Linked DNA regions of Homo sapiens: region 2 is linked to region 1. Evidence: read pairs that join two places in POLR2A ChIA-PET (ENCODE). Cell type or tissue: OCI-LY7. All regions are shown on one strand. Links, peaks and the distances in the headings refer to the core of each region. The heading gives the core; the rest is flanking DNA.

What was found. ChIA-PET counts read pairs that join two places held together with the same protein. Peaks named below come from ENCODE experiments on the same cell type or tissue, not always from the same donor. Only the 100,000 strongest peaks of a DNase experiment are listed, where the experiment ranks them.
Region 2: POLR2A ChIA-PET joins it to region 1 with 5 read pairs; 6 of 35 experiments call an interaction of 5 or more read pairs at or near these places.

What each region holds. Positions count from the first base shown.
Region 1 is chr20:53,886,265-53,894,351 of GRCh38, forward strand. No RefSeq gene overlaps it. Among named protein-coding and RNA genes, the nearest start is that of BCAS1-AS1, 25 kb to the right of the region's middle. In OCI-LY7, for the core only: no CTCF peak of the experiment used is centred there; no DNase peak of the experiment used is centred there; H3K4me3 peaks cover 16 bases; H3K27ac peaks cover 1,746 bases.
Region 2 is chr20:53,778,605-53,786,691 of GRCh38, forward strand. No RefSeq gene overlaps it. Among named protein-coding and RNA genes, the nearest start is that of BCAS1-AS1, 130 kb to the right of the region's middle. RefSeq lists a silencer at 1,192-1,392. In OCI-LY7, for the core only: no CTCF peak of the experiment used is centred there; no DNase peak of the experiment used is centred there.

The DNA.
Region 1 (8,087 bases), core at 2,629-6,628:
GGACCCCCTTCCTCAGCCAGTGCACTCCAAATTTAACCTGAAAGGCTGGTTCAGGCCATGACAGGAAAGAGGGGGAGGTTGGACATGCCTCATTATGCCCTCCTCCCTTTTGTAATTCAAGAAAGCCAATGAGCATTTAACATCAACATAGACCTTAAGTCTGATAAGAAACATTTACAATCTATTCTCTCTGAAGCCTGCTACCTGGAGGCTTCATTTGCATGAGAAAACTTTGGCCTCTGCAACCGCTGATTGTAGCCCAGATATTCCTTTCTATGGATAATAACTTTTTCAACCAATTGCCAACCAGAAAATTCTATTTTTAAAAATTTTTATTTATTTATTTGTTTGTTTATTTATTTATTTATTTTTCAGACAGAGTCTCACTCTTGTCACCCAGGCTGGAGTGCTGTGGCACGATCTTGGCTCACTTCAACCTCCGCCTCCCAGGTTCAAGCGATTCTCCTGCCTCAGCCTCCTGAGTAGCTGGGATTACAGGCGCCTGCCATCATATCCGGCTAATTTTTGGACTTCTAGTAGAGACGGGATTTCACCATGGTGGCCAGGCTGGTTTCGAACTCCTGACCTCAGGTGTTCCGCCCACCTCGGCCTCCCAAAGTGCTGGGATTACAGGCGTGAGCCATCGCGCCCGGCCGCCAGTCAGAAAATTTAAAAATCTACCTATCAAGATATCAAAATCTACCTTTCCAGCACTAAGTCTGTGTCATATATTAATTCATTTAGTCTTCATAACACTAAGAGATAGGTTTGTTATTATCATAGGTAGAACCTGGAACCACCTTCCCCTCACCCCGCTTAAAGTTGTCCCATTTTTCTGGACTGAACCAATGTATATCTTACATGTATTTGATGTCTTATATCCCCTAGAATATAAAAGCCGAGCTGTGCCCTGTCCACCTTGGGCATATGTTCTCGTGGTCTCTCAAGGGTGCTGTCATGGGTCATGGTCACTCACATTTGGCTCAGAATAAATCTCTTAAAAAATTTCACAGAGTTTGACTCTTGTTGTTGACAATAGCGAGGTCTTTAGTTTTAATTCCTTTTTTATTTTAATTTTAAATACATTTTTATTGTGGTAGAATATACATAACATAAAATTTACCATTGTAGCCATTAATAAGTGCACAACTCGGCGGGGCGCGGTGGCTCACGCCTATAATCCCAGCACTTTGGGAGGCCGAGGCGGGCAGATCACAAGGTCAGGAGATCGAGACCACGGTGAAACCCCGTCTCTACTAAAAATACAAAAAAATTAGCCGGGCACAGTGGCGGCGCCTGTAGTCCCAGCTACTAGGGAGGCTGAGGCAGGAGAATGGCGTGAACCCGGGAAGCGGAGCTTGCACTGAGCCGAGATCGCGCCACTGCACTCCAGCCTTGGCGACAAAGCGAGACTCCGTCTCAAAAAAAAAAAAAAAAAAAAAGTGCACAACTCAATGGGATTCAATGCATTTCCAATGTTGGATGACCAACACCACCATCCATTGCCAACACTTTTTCATCATCCCAAACAGAAACTCTGTACTCCTTAAATAACAACCCCCCATTCTCCCCAGCAGTCCCCGAGCCTCTATTGTACTTTCTGTCTCTGTAAATTTGTCTGTTCTATGTACCTCATAAAAATGGAATCATAGAATATTTTTCTCTTGGGTTTGGTTTATTTCACTTGGCATAATGTTTTCAGGTTTCATCTATGTCATAGCATGGATCAGAATTCCACGCTTCTTATGGCTGAGTAATATTCCATTGTATGCACGTACCTGTTTATGCATTTATCTGTTGATGGAATGTGGCTGTTTCTACCCTTTGGCTATTGCAAATATGTGCTATGAGCATTGCTGTAAAAAAGTATCTGTTTGGTTGGGCGCTGTGGCTCACGCCTGTAAACCCAGCACTTTGTGGGGCTGAAGTGGGCGGATTACCTGAGGTCGGGAGCTCCAGACCAGCCTGACCAACATGGTGAAGCCCTGTGTCTACTAAAAATACAAAAATTAGCCAGGTATAATGGCGGGCACCTGTAATCCCAGCTACTCGGGAGGTTGAGGCAGGAGAATCGCTTGAACCAGGGAGGCGGAGGTTGCAGTGAGCTGAGATCCCACCACTGCACTCCAGCCTGGGTAACAGAGCGAGACTCTGTCTCAAAGAAAAAAAAAAAAGTATCTGTTTGATACCTTTAATTATTTGGGTTTATACCTACAAGTGGAATTGCTGGGTCATGTGGTATTCTCTTTAATTTTTTTGTTTTCCTCAGTGGCTGCATCATTTTACATTTGCTCCAGCAATAGACAAAGGTTCCAATTTCTCTACATCCTCACCAACACTCATTATTTTTGGTATCTCATTGTGGTTTAGTTATAATTCCTTTTGATCTCATCCAAAGCAGATTACCCACTACCTGTCATCCTCTCACCCACAGAACGCAACTCTTTGCTTCCATGCTGGTATCACAGCGTGGCCTCGTGTTTGTTGAACGTTTGCCTTGCTGAGCAGCCCAGGAGTTGGCAAACTGTGGCCTGGGGCTGCAGGTGAAACCTGGTGGCTGCTTGTTTTTGTATAGTCCACAACCTAAAGATGGTTTTTATATTTTTAACTGGTTAAAAAAAAAAAAAAGAAAAAGAATATTTTGTGAAATATAAAAACTATATAAAATTCAAATTTCATTGTTTATGAATACTCTTATTGGAACACAGCCATGCTTACATATTTAGGTACTGCCCATGGCTGCTTTTGCCTTAGAAGGCAGAATAGAGTAGTGGCAACAGGGGCTGTATGGCCTGTAGAGCCTAAAATATTCACCATGTGGCCCTTTAGAGAAAAGGTTTGCTGAACCCTGCACTGGACCCTGAACTCAGGGACAGTGATCCTGCCGTCTCCAGGGTGCCTGGCCATTGGTAGGAAATTAACAAATAGTCATCGTATTGGTTCATTCTCTCATACTAACTCCAGACACAAAAATAAATTTGAGTTAGATCAGAGAACTAAATATAAACTTAGAGTATTCTAGAAGAAAACATAGAATAATATTGTCGTAGGCTTGGGTTAGGCAATGATTTCTTAGGACACAAAAAGCACTAACCATCAAATAAAATAAATAAATTGGTCAACATTAAATTTTTAAGCTTTGTTCATCCAAAGATACTACAGACCAATCTGGAACCTGCCACATGTACCAAAATCCATGTATACTCAAGTTCCCCAGTCGGTTCTGTGGAATCTGAGTATATGAAAAGTCAGCCCTCTGTTTTGCAACCTGAAAATACTGTATTTTCGATTTGCAGTTGGTTAAAAAAAATCTACGTATAAGTGGAACCACACAGTTCAAACCTGTGTTGTTCAAGGGTCAACTGTATTAGGAGAATAAGTAGACAAGCCACAGATTGGGGGAAAATTTTGCATATGTGATAACTTGTATCCAAAGTATATAAAGAACTACAAATAATAATACAAAGATAAACACAACTTTTAAAAATGAGCAAAAGACATCGAAGTGCAATTTAAAACCACAATGAGATACAATTTCATGCATATTAGAAGAGCGAAAAAACAAAAACAAAAAAGGAAACAAATGTTGGTGAAGATGAAGAGTAACCAGAAGGCTGGTTCATTGCTAAAGGGTGTACAACTGTCTGGCAGTTTCTTATAGACTCTACTCTTACGTATTACCCAAGAGAAATGAAAACCTGTGTCTACACAAAGACTTATTCATGAATATGCGTAGCAGCTTTATTCATAATAGCCACAAACCGGAAACAACCCAAATGGCATTAATAGCAAAATAGATTTTTTAAAAATTATTTTATTTTATTTTTTCGAGACAGAGTCTTGCTCTCTTGCCCAAGCTGGAGTGCGGTGGCATGCTCTTGGCTTACTGCAACCTCTGCCTCACAGGTTCAAGCAATTCTCCTGCCTCAGCCTCCTGAGTAGCTGGGACTACAGGCGCCTGCCACCCCGACTGACTAATTTTTGTATTTTTAGTAGAGACAGGGCTTTGCCATGTTGGCCAAGCTGGTCTCAAACTCCTGACCTCAGGTGATTCACCCGCCTCGGCCTCCCAAAATGCTGGGATTATAGGCATGAGCCACCGCATCCAGCTGCAAAATAGATTTTTTAAAAATGAGGTCTATCTATACAGTGAAATATGATTATTCAGTAAGAAAATGGAACAGACAGTCCATGCAACAACATGAATGAATCTCAAAATCACGTAGAGTGGAAGAAGACAGACATGAAGGAGCACAGTCTGAATTATTCCATTTCTATGAAATTACAGGAAAGATTAATCTATAGCAACCAAAAGCAGGTTAGTCATTGCCTCTGGGGGGTGGGGCATGGGGCTTGGCATTGCTTAACAAACAGCCCATGGTGCTTTCTGGGCTAAAGGACACATTCCCTTACTTGTTTTGGGTGGATGTTAATTACAGGGGGGTATATCATTCTCAAAACTCAGAACTGAACACTTAAGATCTGTGCTTTTATTGTATGTACATTATGCTTCCTTTTAGATAATGGGAGAGGAACAGCTGCCCTTGAAAGGTGACAAAATATTCCTTCATAGATGGACAGTGTCCAAGTGTCAGCCCCCATTCTGGCCTTGGTGAGCCCAGTTGGATTGTGAAGGAAACGGAGAAAGCATGGTGCCCTGATGTCTGTCCACTGCGAATGGCGTTTCCTGTTTTAACCAGACTTCTCTTGTGAAGGAAAAAATAGCCATCACTCCATGAGCCCTTCAATTGCCAGTCTAGAAGGCCATTTCCTGGCCTTGCGAAAAAACGACAGCACCCTCTGCCCAGCCTAGAACATCTTCTACCTGCTGGGCCCTGCTGGTGGCTGGGGCCCATCTGAATGCAATCACTTGTTTGTCCCTGGCCAGGGAGAACATCCTTCCAGCAGCCTTGCCTGGATCTGCTGAGTGAGCACCCAGGCTCCCAACACTGCAGGGGAGGGGGAGAAGCAGAAGCAGTGATTGTCTCTACTTTTATTTTTAGATGATCAGTGAGACAAAGCTGCCTGCATGAGGCAAGTTGTCAAGACCTCTGACTTCCTTATGGATCTGAAGCCAGCTTCTCAGTCTTCTCTCATTGTATCAGTTTCCTATGGCTTAAGGATAACAAATGTCCTTAAGCACTAAGTGGCTTAAAACAACACAAATGCATTAGCTTACAGTTCCAGAGGTCAGAAGTCCAACACAAGTCTCATGCAGCTAAAATCAAGGTTTTGCCAGTTCCTTCTGGATGTACAAGAGGAGAATCTGTTTCCTTGCCTTTTCCAGCCTTAGAGGCTGCCCACATTCCTTGGCTCATGGCCTCTTCTCCACTGAAAGCCAGCAGCGTTGGCTCTCTCTGTGCCTTTCTTCTAGAGTCACATTTCTTTCTGACTACTTGACTGTCTTCTTCTTCCACTTTTAAGGACCTATGAGATTACACTGGGCCACTTGGATAATCCAAGCTGAACTCCTTATTTTAAGGTTAGCTGATGAGTCAAGCTAATTCTGTTTACAATCTTAATTCCCTCTTGCCATGCAAGGGAACACAGTCATAGGTTTTGGGAATTAGGATGTGGATATTTTTAGAGAGCCATTGTTCTGCTGATTGCACTCCCTGATGTTCAAGTCCAACTTTAACTCATAAGCTCCTTACTCTCTTAAAATGGCCCTAGGTTGATAGTTTGGTTCCAAGACTTATAAGGTGTGTGGATAATGGTAACAGCAACAGCAATAATTACAGCAACCATACACCAAGAACATGCTATGAAGCAGGCACAGGAGACACATGATATCATCTGATCCCTGTAGGACCTGATGGAGTAGGCATCATCATCCCTATTATAGATGGGGAAACCGAGGCCTGGGCAGTATAAATAATGAGCCCAAGGTTACTCGGCTTTTAGATGGCAGATTCAAGATTGGAACTATAGCTTGCCTGACTTTAACGACTTCCGTCCTGACAGCAAATGACTAAATAGCAAACCTCTACCCTGTCTCCAAGTCAAGCTTCCTCTGAGCAGAGATTTTAGATGAGGAATAGAGATGATGTCTGTCCAATGCTTAGTGCAAAAGAGAACCCAAGACATGGAAGTTTAGTTAGGTAGCTTAAAAACAATATTATTGGCCTGGCGCAGTGGCTCATGCCTGTAATCCCAGCACTTTGGCAGGCTGAGGTGGGCAGATCACCTAAGGTCAGTAGTTCAAGACCAGCCTGGCCAACATGGTGAAATCTCATCTCTACTAAAAATACAAAAATTAGCTGGGTATGGTGGTGGGTACCTGTAATCCCAGCTACTTGGGAGGCTGAGGCAGGAGAATCACTTGAACCCAGGAGGCAGAGGTTGCAGTGAGCTGTGATTGTGCCACTGCACTCCAGCCTGGGTGACAGGGCAAGACTCTGTCTCAAAAAAATAAAAAATAAAAATAATATTGTTGCCTCTATCTCCCCTTTCCCTTTCCCCTTCTCTTTCCCTCCCCTCCCCTCCCCTCCCCTCCCCTCCCTTCCCCTCCCTTCTCCTCCCCCTCCCTTCCCCTCCCTTCTCCTCCCCCTCCCTTCCCCTCCCCTCTCCCTTCCCCTCCCCTCCCCTCCTCTCCCTGGCATCTTTTAAAGTGGGTGACAATGGGGTAAGGGTTTAGATCTAGGCTCTAAGTTTAGGCTACCCAGGTTCAACTTCTAATATTGTCACATTAGCTGCTTCCACTTGGGTCCACCTCACCCCTGTAAGCCTCAAGTTCCTCCTCATTTGTAAAAATCGTAGTGTGATACTATCTGCCTTGCCAAGTGCTGGGTGGATTAGAAACAATCATGCATGCATAGCACACGGTAAACGATCACTATTAAGCCACTCCCACATGTCCATTATTGAAGCAGGTGGTGTGAACAAGAGAGGCATGTATGGTCTTTGTTCACAAGCATCTCTCCCTCTCTCCCTCAGCCTTTCTTTCTCTGTCTTTTACACACACACACACACACACACACACACACACACACACACCAGTTAATGACATCAAGGGGGAAGTTAGGAAAGATGAAAAATTGGAGACCAAGACGGTCATAACATGGTTCTAATTTGTGGTTAAGAAATTCATGAAGGAATAGGTCAATGTGTACCCAGAGAAAGGAAAGATTCACTTATGAAGAACGTGGGAGTGAATCACAAGACTGTCACTGTCTGCAACCCTTGAAGGGGCCCCTTGACCATCTTGCTGGGCGATTTGAATCACCAGATGTGGTCTACCACAGTGTCTCTCATGCCGCTGCTCACATATGAACTTCATGATTTTTGCCATATCTCTTGCTGCCTTGTTTAGTGTTGACTTAAGATTTTTCTTTCATTATTTGGATATTGACTACACTGACATAAAAAGGAAACTTTATGTCACTATGGTAAATGGGAGGCTGATTTTCTTGCCACAGATAGAAACTGTGAAAAAAATACATACCGTTTTTTTTTTTAAAGAATGCTTTTTTTAAACTTTTTTTTTAGGTTCAGGGGTACACGTGCGGGTTTGTTATATAGGTAAATTGTGTGTCATGGGGTTTTGGTGTACAGATTATTTTGCCACCCAGGTAATAAGTATAGTACGAATAGGTAGTTTTTCCATCCTCTCCCCACCCCACCCTCCACCCTTAAGTATATATGTGTTCATGAAAATACACAACTATTAAAAGTAATACAGCCAGGTGCAGTGGCTCATGCCCGTAACCCCAGCACTTTGGGAGGCCGAGGCGAGCGGATCACCTGAAGTCAGGAGTTTGAGATCAGCCTGGCCAACATGGTGAAACCTCGTCTCTACTAAAAATACCAAAATTAGCCGGGCGTGGTGGCGTGCGTCTGTAATCCCAGCTACTCGGGAGGCTGAAGCAGAAGAATTGCTTGAACCCACGAGGCAGAGGTTGCAGTGAGCCAAGATCGCATCACTGCACTCCAGCCTGGGCAACAGAGCGAGACTCCACCACAAAAAAAAAAAAAAGAAAAAAAAGTAATACATAATGTTGCCGATAGCTCTCTGAATACCCTTCTGTATCCCACCAGTGTTTGGTATAACATACTTCAGGGTGCACCACTCTTGCAGAAAAAGCTGA
Region 2 (8,087 bases), core at 2,136-6,135, 110 kb before region 1:
CTCAGCCTCCCTAGTGGCTGGGATTACAGGCACTCAACACCATGCCCTGCTAGGTTTTTTATTTTTAGCAGAGACGGGGTTTCGCCATGTTGGCCAGGCTGTTCTCAAACTCCTGGCCTCAAGTGATATGCCCACCTTGGCCTCCCAAAGTGCTGGGATTACAGGAATGAGCCACCACGCCCAGCCGGGACTTTTTCCTTTTCTGGAATCAGTTTTCCCACCTGGCAAAGGGGCAAATTGGATGAGATCATGTAATCTATGGTTTATGTAGTTATTTTAATAAATAGACCAAAAAGAGAGAAGGGAATTCCTTGCCAACATGTAGAGTTTTTCGTATTTTCTTAAGTGGTCCTGGAGGTATCTGAACACCACAGTAAAATGTAAATGAAACTGTTTTATAATATTCATGTTCTAAAAGTTAAAATTTCAGGCCAGACACCGTGGCTTATGCCTGTAATCCCAGCACTTTGGGAAGCCGAGGCAGGTGATCATCTGAGGTCGGGAGTTCGAGACCAGCCTGACCAACATGGAGGAACCCCGTCTCTACTAAAAATACAAAAAAATTAGCCGGGCGTGGTGGCGCATGCCTGTAATCCCAGCTACTTGGGACGCTGAGGCAGGAGAATAGCTTGAACCCAGGAGGCGGAGGTTGCAGTGAGCCAAGATCGTGCCATTACACTCCTGCCTGGGGGACAAGAGCAAAACTCTGTCTCAAAAAAAAAAAAAAAAGTTAAAATTTCGACAGGTGAAAATGGTTTCCCTCTGTCTTTTTGGTTGTGATCTCTTAGTTTTCATCTCCACAGACAAGCAGTTACAGGAAATCTTGCACAGGACAGCTGCCCGTAGCAAAAAATTATCTGGTGCAAAATGTCAGCAGTGCTAAGGTTGAGAAACCTTGCTTTACACATATATTAGCAAATATAAGTGCGCATGCACACACAGAGGCACACACACCCTTTCATACACAAATGGGGGCTACACTGCACATATTTCTACATCTCGTCTTTTTTACCTAACCATGGAGATAGTTGTGTATCTGCACAGATAGACTCTTTCGAGCTGCAGAATACTGTATTCTCCTGTACAGATAGATCACTTATTTACTCAGTCCCCTATTGATAGACATTCAGATTGCTGCCAGCTTCTACAAATAATATTGCTATAATTATTCTTGTTCATAGCTTTGTGTGCAAATGCCCATATGCTATTGTATCTGTCTGATAATTCCTCTAAACAGAATAATCAGGTCAAAGAGTATGCAGCTTTAAAATGTTGACAGACCTCACAGAAGTCCTCCAAAGATGACTGATTTATGTTCTTACCAACTATGTAGTGCTATGCCTTGCTGACACCTTTATTAACAAAATAGAGCCTTCTGTCTTTAAGTTGACTTAGCTTCAACTAATTATGTATTTGAAACCAACTGTAATTTCCAACCATTCGTTTTTCAACAAACATTTATCCTTTGTGTCAGGAACTGGGATGAGAGGAATGAGGGGATACCCTCAAAATATCCTCATTAGACTAGAGGTACAGAGACAGGCTAACACATAGTTTGTACCACAGTGTGACAAAGGCTATGAATTAGGTAACATAACATAAAGGATATTTCCTGTAGCTTTTAGTTTTCATGGAGGCCCAGGGTGTGTCCAATCTTCTAATTTTCTTTTTCTTTCTTTCTTTTTTCTCTTGAGACAGTTTTGCTCGTGTTGCCCAGGCTGCAGTACAATGGCGCGATCTTGGCTCACTGCAACCTCCGCCTCCCGGGTTCAAGCGATTCTCCTGCCTCAGCCTCCTGAGTAGCTGAGATTACAGGCATGCACCACCACGCCCGGCTAATTTTTTTGTATTTGTATTAGAGATGGGGTTTCACCATGTTGATCGGCTGGTCTTGAACTACCGACCTCAGGTGATCTGCCCACCTCGGTCTCCCAGAGTGCTGGGATTACAGGCATGAGCCACCACGCCCGGCCTTTTTCTTTCTTTCATTCTTTTTTTTTTTTGAGACAGAGTCTCGCTCTGTTGCCCAGGCTGGAGTGCAGTGGTGTGATCTCAGCTCACTGCAACCTCAACCTCTTGGACTCAAGCGATCCTCCCACCTCAGCCTCTCAAGTAGCTGGGGCTACAGACGCACCACCACGCCCAGCTAATTTTGTTTATTTTTTGTACAGGCTAGGTCCTACTATGTTGCCCAGGCTGGTCTTGAACTCCTGGACTCAAGCAATCCTCCTGCCTCGGCCTCCCAAAGTGCCGGGATTATAGGCATGAGCCACCGCACCCAGCCTTAATTTTTCAAGAAAAGCCTGGAAACTAGGTTTTTATATCACAGCTTTTTATTTTGAAATATTGGCAAAAAATTTAAATATTATTTCAGTTGGCATAATGTCCTCAAGGTTCATCCATGTTGTAGCATTTTATTTTATTTATCTTTTGAGACTGAGTCTCACTCTGTCACCCAGGCTGGAGTGCAGCGGCACAATCTGCAACATCTGCCTCCCAGCTTCCAGTGATTCTCCTTCCTCAGCCTCCTGAGGAGCTGGGATTACAGGTGCATGCCACCATGCCCGGCTAATTTTTGTATTTTTAGTAGAGATGGGGTTTCACCAGATTGGCCAGGCTGGTCTCGAACTTCTGACCTCAAGTGATCCGCCTCCCTCGGCCTCCCAAAGTGTTGGGATAACAGGCGTGAGCCACCATGCTGGTCATGTTGTAGCATTTTAATGTTGAATAATGTTTCATTATATATATGTACTGCGTTTTTGTTAATTCATTAATCTAATGATGGATATTTGGGTTGTTTCTACCTTTTGACTATTGGGAATGATGTGGATATAAATACTGATGTACAAATATCTGAGTCCCAGTTTTCAATTCTTTTAGATATATATATCTAGGAGTGGGATTGCTGAATTATGTTCTAATTCTGTATTTACCTTTAAGATTTTTTAACTTTAAACATTTTAATCTGTATTTAATGGAAAAACATAAGAAAGGAAAAATATCCCAGAGGAAAAATATGCAAATAAATTCTACCTCTGGTTGATATACAGTTATTAATAACAAAACTAGTGTGAGTTTAGAGAGAATGTTTAGCAAACACTGATAAATGAAAAGAAAAAAAATTACCAAAAACCCTGTATCTGCAAAACAACCACTGTTAATAGTGATCTTTATTTTCAGAGAATACAAATATAGATCAAGATTAATAGTGAAAATAAGGCCAGCATTTAGAACAGTATATGTAAAATCATTATTTAAAAACAAACAAGGCTGGGTACGGTGGCTCACACCTGTAATCCCAGCACTTTGGGAGACCGAGGCGGGCAGATCACCTGAAGTCAGGAGTTCAAGACCAGCCTGGCCAACATGGTGAAACCCCGACTCTACTAAAAATACAAAAAAAATTAGCGAGGCATGGTGGTGGCAGGTGCTTGTAATCCCACCTACTCAGGAGGCTGAGGAAGGAGAATTGCTTGAACCTGGGAAGTGCAGGTTGCAGGGAGCCGAGATCGTGCCATTGCACTCCAGCCTGGTCAACAAGAGCGAAACTCCGTCTCAAACAAACAAACAAACAAACAAACAAACTAGGCCAGGCACGGTGGCTCACGCCTGTAATCCCAGCACTTTGGGAGGCCGAGGTGGGAGAATCGCTTGAGGCCAGGAGTTCAAGACCAGCCTGGCCAACATGGTAAAACCCTGTCACTACCAAAAATACAAAAATTAGCCAGGCACGGTGGTGCGCACCTGTAGTCCCAGCTATTTGGGAGGCTGAGGCAGAAGAATTGCTTGAGGCTGGGAGGCAGAGGTTGTAGCAAGCTGAGATCATGCCATTGCACTCTAGTGTGGGAGACAGAGTGAGACCCTGTCTCAAAACAAAAAACAAACAACCCCCGCCCCGAAAAAAAACCCCAAAACAAAACAAAAAAAACAAACAAAGCCAAGATCTCTCTGAGGTTGTGCCAAGCCCACTGTGCTTTTTCTCATTTATCTTGGCTTCTGAAAGAAAGGAATGCTATTATGACCACTTTACAGTGGGAAAGGTTGTGTCGTAGGGCTTCTACATCATGTGTCAGAGCTGGGATTTGAACCCAGGCCATCCCAGTGCCCATGTTTACCTGTAGGCACAGCAGCCTCACAGATGTCACATCACACACAGTGTTTGCGAAATTTATCTCAACTTTTGTTGTGATGAAAAATTTCCGACAAATACTTTTCTGCAAGATAATTTTTTAACCACTGCACACTATTCCAGGGATGGGTGTATCAATCCCATACATCTCTATTGATTATGTCTCCATGATTTCATGTTTATACTATTACATCAATGAGGTGAATAGCATTGTCTATATATATTTGCACGCATTCTTATTTTTTTTAGGATAAATTCCCAGAAGTGGAATTGCCCAATAAAACAAAAAAGACTTCAAGCCATTTGATATACACTGCCAAGCTGGCTCTCAGAAAATTGTGCTAATTTACATTTCTAACATCAGTATATAAGAGTGCTTTCTTCTATATGTTACCAACACTGGTTATTAACAATGGAAATTCTTTTGCAAATCTTATAGTTCAAAATATTATATATTACCTTATTATTCATGATATTTTCTGGTAAAATTAAAATGCTAACCATACCAAGAGTAGGCAAGAATGTAGAGGGACTTGGCCAGGCACAATGGATCACACCTGTAATACTAGCACTTTGGGAGGCCAAGGTGGGTGGATCATTTGTTGGGAGTTCAAGACCAGCCTGGCTGACATGGTGAAACCCCATCTCTACTAAAAATTTAAAAATTAGCTTGGCATGGTTGTGTGCTCCTGTAATCCCAGCTACTCGAGAGGCTGAGGCTGGAGAATCGCTTGAAACTGGGAGGTGGAGGAGGTTGCAGTGAGCCGTGATTGCACCACTGTACTCTAGCCTGGGTGACAGACTGAGACTCTATCTCAAAAAAAAAAGCTGCCATGGGGGCTCATGCCTGTAATCCCAGCACTTTGGGAGGCCGAGGTGGGTGGATCACCTGGGGTCGGGAGTTTGAGACCAACCTGACCAACATGGAGAAACCCTGTCTCTACTAAAAATACAAAATTAGCTGGGCATGGTGGCGCATGCCTGTAATCCCAGCTACTCAGGAGGCTGAGGCAGGAGAATCACTTGAACCTGGGAGGCGTAGGTTGTGGTGAGCTGAGATGGTGCCGTTGCACTCCAGCCTGGGCAACAAGAATGAAACTTCATCTCAGAAAAGAAAAGAAAGAAAGAAAAAGAATGTGGAGGGACTGGAACTCTCATATACCACTGGTAGGAAAGAAAGATGTTGCAACCATTCTGGAAAATAGTTTGACAGTTTCTTTAAAAGTTCAATGTCCATCTACCCTATGATCTAGCCATTTCATGCCTTGGTATTTATCCAAGAGAAAAGGAAATAGATGTCCATACAAAGAGTTGTACACAAATGTTTATAGTGGTTTTAATTGTAATAACTTCAAACTGAAAATAAACCATATGTCCGTCAACAACTTAATAGATAAACAAATTGTGGTACATCCATACAATGGAATAGCACTCAGCAATAAAAGTAAATGAACTATTGATACATGCAATGACATTAGTGATTCTCAAAATTATTATGCTGAGTGAAAGATGCCAGACAACAAAGAGTACATGCCATTTGATTCCATTTGTATAAACACTAAGAAGTATACACTAATCTCCATTTAGTGACACTAACCTATAATGACACTAATCTATAGTAAAGCAGACCAGTGGTTGCCTGGTAATCGGCGGGAGGAACAAAATAAAGTAATTACAAAGAAATCTTTTGGACTAATGGATATGGTTACTATATTGATTTGTGGTGATGATTTCATGGTCATATACATAGAACAGAACAAAACAAATTGTACCTTTTCAATATGTGTAGTTATTGTATGTTAATTACATGTCAATAAAGATGCTTTTAAAAATCCCCCCAGGTAGGCCAGGTGCAGTGGCTCATGCCTATAAGTCCAGCACTTTGGGAGGACAAGGTGGGAGGATTGCTTGAGCTCAGGAGTTTGAGACCAGCTTGGGCAACATGGCAAAACTCTGTCTCTACCCAAAATACAAAAATTAGCTTGGCATGGTGGTGCATGCCTGTGGTCCCAGCTACTTGGGAGACTGAGATGGGAGGATTGCGGGAGACTGGGAAGTTGAGGCTGCAGTGCGCCATGATGATGCTACTGCACTGTAGCTTGGGTGAGAGAATGAGACCCTGTCTCAAAAAAAAAAAAAAAAAAAAAATTCCTCTCAGGACGGTTGGCCCTACGTACGTGCGGATTCTGTATCCATGGATTAACTCAACTCAACTGAAAATATTTGAAAAAAAAAAAAAAAAGATGATTGCCGGGCGCAGTGGCTCACGCCTTTAATCCCAGCACTTTGGGAGGCTGAGGTGGGCGGATCACCTGAGGTCAGGAGTTCGAGACCAGCCTGACCAACATGGAGAAACCCCGCCTCTACTAAAAATACAAAAAAATTAGCCGGGCTTGGTGGCACATGCCTGTAATCCCAGCTACTCAGGAGGCTGAGGCAGGAGAATCACTTGAACCCGGGAGGCGAAGGTTGTGTTGAGCAGAGATTGCGCTATTGCATTCCAGCCTGGGCAACAAGCGTGAAACTCTGTTTAAAAAAAAAAAAAATGCATCTGCAGTGAACATGTACTGACTTTCTTTCTTGTCGTTTCCTGAATAATACTGTACAACAACTATTTATATAGGCTTAGGTGTTATAAGTAATCTACAGGTAACTTAATGTGTACAGGAGGATGTACATAAGCTGTATGCAAATATACCTTTTTCTTTTGTTTTTTGAGACAGGGTGTGTTTCTGTTGCCCAGGCTGGAGTGCAGTGGCAAGATCTTGACTCACTGCAATCTCCACCTACTGGGCTTAAGCCATCTTCCCACCTCAGCCTCCCAAGTAGCAGGGACTACAGGGGGACGCCATCATGCTGAGCTAATATTTGTACTTTTTGTAGAGATGAGGTTTCGCCATGTTGTCTAGACTATGCTGGAACTCCTGAGCTGAAGTGATCCGCCTACCTTGGCCTGCCAAATACACCTTTTTCTGTCAGGAACTTGAGCATCTGTGGATTTTGGTATCCGTGGGAGGTCCTGGAACCAATCCCCCAGGGATATGGAGGGACAACTGTATTACAATATTCTCATTGTTTTACTTATTGTTGTTGTTTACTAAGCAGGGGCACTGAATATGGTCAGGCAGGCTGCCAGTTTCACAGTTCTCTATTTGGAGTGTCTGTTTCCAAATAGACACCCCCCCCGAAGCTGTGAAATGGGGCAGCTTCGCCAATAAGCTGAACATCATGGCATCTATTGATCAGCCTTTTATATTTCTTTTTACGGGTATTGCCTTTATTTTGAGGATTTTCCATCTGTAAGTTCTCTTTATATAGGCTATTAGGCGTCTGTCATACATGTTGCAAAGATGTTTTCCAGCTTTGCAATTTGGAGTTGACTTTTGACACCGATGAACCAGTGACAATTACTTCTGATCCGATAACTTATTTGTTGGCAAAGCATGGTCCTGTGAATTCCTTTCTTGGCACCTAGGATCATTGCTTCAGCATCTGTTCTTTTAGAAAACAGGTTTGTCCAGCAACTTGTATTTGTCATCTTCCTTGTGATTTGTTTGATCAAGTACATTGTCTGTTAAGTTGAGTTGCTGCTGGCTTTCAGGTCAAACGCATTAGGCTTTAATAGGCATTCTGAAGTGCTTACCAAACCCAGCTCTGTAGTAAAGGAACTGTTAAGAGTCCTTCTTTTCTCTTTTCCTTCTCCTACTTTTATTTCAGTTTGTTGAATTCCTCCCATAATCTGCCTCTGGGTTAAAGGCTTTACGTTATCTTTTCACATCTAATTCTCATAACCTTGTGATCCTAGGTGTGGTTAGTTCCGTTTTTTATTTAAGGAAACTAACTTGTGGAGAAGTAAAAAAAAAAAAATTCTACCCAGAATCACATGGGTAGCAGGTGAGGAAAGTGACTTTTGAACTTACATTGGTCAGACTCCAAAAGTCAAGCTCTTAACCTTCAC